Regions from separate parts of the Mus musculus genome. Here region 1 is linked to region 2. A link is a loop called in an ENCODE intact Hi-C map of the cell type or tissue named here. Cell type or tissue: gastrocnemius. All regions are shown on one strand. Each heading gives the region's core, and the rest is flanking DNA. Links, peaks and the distances in the headings are about the cores only. Region 1 overlaps Ranbp17 (RAN binding protein 17). Region 2 has its middle 48 kb from the start of Gm40822.

Region 1 (2,811 bases), core at 300-2,799, 2.0 Mb after region 2:
TGTAACTGGGCTGCCTTGTCTGGCCTCAGAGGGAGAGGATATGCCTAGCTCTGCAGAGACTTGATATGCCAGGGTGGGGGGTACCGAGAAGGGACACCCACTCTCTTAGAGGAGAGGGGGATTCGGTATAGGGGGAGGGACAATGTAAGGGAGGAGGGAACCAGGGGCTGCAATTGGGATTTAAAATGAATAAATATATAAATACATTAATGGAAAAACAAAACAAACAAAAAATAAACATACCCCCCCCCCCCCGGCTTCTGACTCTGACGGAGTCGGATTCTGAAAGGATGAGTAGCCAAGTGAAGACATCTGCACCGCAGCTGACCTCGCCTCATTACCTGAGATGCACTGCCTCCTGGATGGCTGGCAATGTGTACTTTAAACCATACAGTGTTTGATGAAGGTGTGGGAGGGGGCAGTTCTCTCACTGAACAGTTTCTTCCCTATCACTGACTACTGTCTGTCCCATCCACAGTGCATAAGCTCCAGGAGGGCAGGGACTCAGAGCAATTTGTTCACCCCAGGTTACCAGTGCCGCAGTTCTAGAAACTGATATCTGTATGTATGAATGAATGAATGAACGAATCAATTAATTAACTCAGGCCTACTGTGGTTAGATCTTACTGGACAACAGTACCAAGCACTCTCAGGATAGGCAGAGGAAGAACCCAACACTGGCCCACTACCATCAGTGCCACCATCAGTCCCATGTTACCGCCGAGGACACTCAGCAGAGGAGTTGCCTGCTTTTCTGTCACAGCTTACACAGGCAGGAATACCATTTCATCAGGGCCTACTGCCCCAAGGCCTGCTGTTCAAAGGCCAGGCAGGCTTTTCTCATCACCAATGACAGCATGAGTCGCCCTTCACCGCTCTTTCTAGTTAGGTATTCCTCACTTCCTTCCTGTTGGATTATAAACTGCATAAAGATAAAGACTGTATTTTATTAATCTCTGCATCCCTGAGCAAATACTCGGTAAGATGTAGTGACTGGAGCTGACCTGGGTTTAAGACCACAAGGTATAATAGGAGAGCTGCATCCATCCATGAGCTGTGCTAACTATAGTCCAATTCTTTCCAACAGACCTGGAGTGCCCCCAGAGGTGGAGTACCCCACTGGGCAATGCTCACCTGTCTCTGTTCTTGACAGACAGGTTCTGTTCCACTCCTTCCATCAAGTTCCTGAAGCACTGGCCAAGGACTTCCTGCTTGGGGAGAGGCTGGCTGTTTATCAGACTGGCCCTCAGTTCACTGAAATACTGTTGGGAGACAGAGCAGTGTCAGGCTCAGGTTTTAACTCCAAACCTGGTGGGAGGGAAGTGGCAGGAAGCCAGGTCACTTGGGGTCTACTTGGGCTCATGGGTGTTTAGGGGTCTGCATCCAGGTCCATCCAGCCGCAGAGGTGTGCAGTGTACCCAGGGGCATGTGCCAGCCCCACACCCCTGCTCATTAGAATCCGGTGCTGTGACTGTTGTATGGTCATTGCTTAGCCTGATGGGGCCCTTGCCTCCACTGTGGGGCACGAACCCATGATCTTCTGGGGTCTCAACTCTACTTGTCACAGGAAGGCTGAGGAGAAGAACTTAACTGGAAATGCCCAGGGAGCACTCTGGTGACTGAAGGCAAGGCCAAGGGTCTCCCCTCCGGCCTCATCATCTTTCCTGGCTTCAGTGAATCACTTCTCAAAGAGCTCTGGGCTGTGTTCCAAGTCTGGCCTCCTGGGTTCCGTAGGTCTGCTCTGCTGAGGCAGGGCTCTAGAGGGGCCTGCTCGACTCTGGGAGCTCTTGCTGGCTCTAAGAACAGTATCTGTCATACCTGGGCACAAATAGCTGCTCGGCCCCCCTTTTTTTCTGCTAGGGTCCATGGTCTTTTATTCAGACATAAGCTCTGATGTGGAGCCGAGCTCCTAATCACTGGAAACAGCCGAATTTCAGCCAAAGACAACATTTTGCCAGTCATATATGTTTATCTCTTCAAGCCAAAGCTGCATGATATTTAATTCCCATCATGCATTAAAACAGTTCACATAAAAAAACGCACATAATTAATATGTAGTCAGACTAATACTTAAATACTATATATCAGAGGCATTATACTTAAACCACAATGTCTTCCTGAACAAGATTGGGAATGCACAAAACTACTTATTTCCCCTTTTATAATGATGCAGTGACTCTCACCAAATAGAAAATTATTAGTTTTTCATCCTAAGCCATGAAATATTGCCTCCATCAGTAAAGTATAATATTGTGATGTCATAAGCTTTTTCTAAACACCGAATTTGCCCTTATTCCCTCTCAATCATTTTAAAAGAACTGCTCTCCTTTATAGAGCTCGGATTTAAATCACAGTAACACCACGGGAAGATGAACGGCAGTGCTATTGAATGTGGCTAAAATTGGATCCTTCAGCACAGGTGAGTGATGAGACAGCGCTTCTCTTTTTGATAGATTTTCCTCTTCTATTAGTTTCCTTCCAAGGCTGGGATTTTAGTTTGAATTTTAATGTATGCGGCTGCCTCTAATCTCACTGTCTTCCCCCGGTACTATCTTATTGTATAGACAATTCATTCTCCTGAGCAGTACTGCACTGTTCCCACTGGCTGCTGAGGGTGATTTCCAAAGGAAGCCAGGGGCTTGGGAGGCAGTTGAGGGTGGGCAGAGCAGAGGAGGCTGGGATGCATACTCTCTAGATGAGGGGTACGGCTCTACCCACAGTCCCTCAAGGGCTGCCGCTGTCATCAGCTGTGGTTGTGGCTGGGGTCCCTAGATATAAAAAAAAGGCTGGAGGAGAAGGCCTAAGAGCCGT
Region 2 (2,811 bases), core at 54-2,553:
TCACTCTCTTCTCTACCTATTATTCTCAGGTTTGGTCTCTTCACTGTGTCCTGGATTGTTTTAGTTAAGAACTTTTTGCTTTTTGTATTTTCTTTGACTGTTGTGTCAATGTCTTCTGTGGTATCTTCTATACCTGTGATTCTCCCTTCTATCCCTTTTATTCTGTTGGTAATGCTTGCATTTGTGACTCCTGCTCACTTTCCTAGGTTTTCCATCTCAAGGGTTGTCTCACTGTGTTTTCATTAATGTTTCTATTTCCACTTTTTGATCCTTGGTGGTTTTATGTAATTCTTTCACCTCTTTTATTGTGTTTTCCTGTATTCCTTTAAGAGATTTATGTGTTTCCTCTTCAAGGACTTCTACTTGTTTACTCGTGCCTTATATATCCTTAAGGTAATTATTTATGTACTTTTTAAAGTCCTCTTTTGTATCCATGAAATGGGATTATAGGTCTGAATTTTGCTTTTCAGGTGTTCTGGGGTATCCAGAACTTGATGTAGTGGGAGTACTGGGTTCTGATTTTGCCAAGTAGCATTGGTTTCTGTTTCTTATGTTCTTGTGCCTTCTTCTCCTCATCTGATTATCTCTAGTGCTAACTGGCCTTGCTGTCTCTGACTTTAGCCTGTCCCTCCTGTGAGTCTGGGTGTGTCAGAACTCCTGGTAATCCATCTGTCTCTGTGATCCTGTGATTCTGGAATCCTGTGATCTTGAGTGTGGCCAAGATCCTGCAAGTCAAGCTGCCTCTTAGATCCTGAGATCCTGTTCTGTCTGAGCTCTTGGGAGTCAAGATTTTTCTGGATGTTATAGGAGTGGGTAGAGAGCAGAGCTCTGAATCTGTGATTCTGGGTGTGTCAGAGCTCCTGGAAGTCAAGCTTCATTTGGGTGTTGTAGGAATGGGTGGGGAACCAGATCCCTGGGTCCTTTCAGGTTGCAGGTGTAAACCAGAAGGAATATGTGCCTCTAGCTGAGTGGGGGTACCTTGGTTCCTGGGGGTCCCACATACTCTGGGTTTTGGGCAAAGGTTGGGGCCTCACCTGAGATCCTGGTGTGTCAGAGGTCTTAGGAGTCAAGCTTCCTCTAGGTGTTGTAGAAGTGGGTGGGGAGCCAGAGCCCTGGGTCCACTCTGGGCACAGGTTCAAACCAGAAGGAACCCAGTCATTCTTTCCAATCACCCCGGTTTGGGTTAGTTCTAGTCCCCTGAAACACTCATTCCTTGCACACATGTGTGTGGAAACTTGCGACTAATAGACCACCTTAGGAATCTGTTAACTGAGCACACTACTAGCTTCTGCCGATCCAAAAGCTAAAAATGTCATCAGAGAGCATCCTGGGCCTATAGAAAAGCTTCCTCTACTTCAATGTACCCACATCTCTGATGTCCCACCAAAGAATCTTAAAGTTGCATTGATTTACAGCTTTCTTTGTTCTGTAAAACTATAAAAAGCTTCATAAAATTGCTTTCATGATTGAACATGGAATTTGGAGTCATCTAAATGTATGTTTCCTGGGAATTGTCACTCAAAATGTCTTCAGAATAAACTATCTTTAAGTCCCTTTAAGATGAGAGCACTGCCAAAAAAAAAAATGGGAATGAGTGGGTAGAGAAGTGGAGGGGAGGGTATGGGGGACTTTTGGGATAACATTGGAAATGTAATTGAGGAAAATATGTAATAAAAATAAATAAATAATAAAAAAAATAAAATAAATAAAAAAAGGTGAGAGCACTGCATTTTGCATTGACAGGATGAATTAAGTGAGCTAACTGGATACCTAAATGGGAGCATTGAACACCAGTCCTGGTGTTTCCATATAAATTGTTCTTTCTTATTAGTTTGTCTCCTCTTGTTTGCTGTTTACTGTGGCATTTTCCTCTCCCCTCCTGTTAGTAAATGGGCAGCTTTCTCCAAGCATTTGTTGAGAAGGAATTGCTTAGCAATAGTCCCTCACAGGTCTTCACAAAGCTTAGACTGGCTAGAGAGCTTGGAAGTCTCCTACCTCCAGCCACAACAGGGCTCCTTTCTTCCAACTTTAGGCATGCTTTGTCAGCCTTTGTGTAGATAGTATAAGGGTCTGATGTGATTTAGTCACTTGAATGCTGCTCCATGTGTGAAGTGGACATGGCCAGTTCTGAGGCAGCCAATCAATTTGCTCCCAGCATTTACATCAGCATGGCATGATGGGTACCTCCCATTCTGAATGAATTTGTCTTGTTGCTTTTTTTTTTTTTCTTTTTCCTTTTGAAGGACAAAAAGGAAGCTTGGGAAACAAGAGCTTCCTACCTTTAATGACAATCAGTACATGATATTCCCATAATAATTTTAAGAAATTGAGGCTGTAGTATGCAATGCAGGAATTTAAGAGAGAACTATGGGGGCAGAATTAACTTAGTTTATTGAAACTTGGGTTTGAGAAACTAGTTTTAAAACACTTTTGCTACTTGATATTCCCTAGCCTTCACCCCAACTCATGCATATACATGAAGTACAGGATGGGGAAATATTTAATAGAGGTTTTGCTTTTCAACCATTTTGTGTGTTCTCTCTTCAGATGACCTATGCTATTCTGAACAGAATGCATGTTTTAAGAAGGTGATGAGCCAGTCTCCATCTACCTCACTTGAATCACACCTCATTGAAATGAATTATCCAGGAAGGTTTGTGTGGAAGTAATATTGTCCAATGGCATTTTGCCTGGGCTGAGGGCTATAGTGAAACTGGTTAGTGGAGGCAATTTTTATGTGTGTTAATGACCTATTTTCACAACTAGTTTTTATGGCAATCAACATTTGATTATGGATTTGATCAAGGAAAC

What was found. Peaks named below come from ENCODE experiments on the same cell type or tissue, not always from the same donor. Only the 100,000 strongest peaks of a DNase experiment are listed, where the experiment ranks them.
Region 1: it touches region 2 in a loop (18-fold over the local background); 1 of 42 quality-filtered maps calls a loop at or near these places.

What each region holds. Positions count from the first base shown.
Region 1 is chr11:33,216,158-33,218,968 of GRCm38, forward strand. It overlaps Ranbp17 (RAN binding protein 17), which reads right to left. Exons shown (of 28, transcript NM_023146.3): 27 at 1,135-1,262. Among named protein-coding and RNA genes, the nearest start is that of Tlx3, 14 kb to the left of the region's middle. In gastrocnemius, for the core only: no CTCF peak of the experiment used is centred there; DNase peaks (open chromatin) are centred at 1,366 and 1,707.
Region 2 is chr11:31,216,140-31,218,950 of GRCm38, forward strand. No RefSeq gene overlaps it. Among named protein-coding and RNA genes, the nearest start is that of Gm40822, 48 kb to the left of the region's middle. In gastrocnemius, for the core only: no CTCF peak of the experiment used is centred there; no DNase peak of the experiment used is centred there.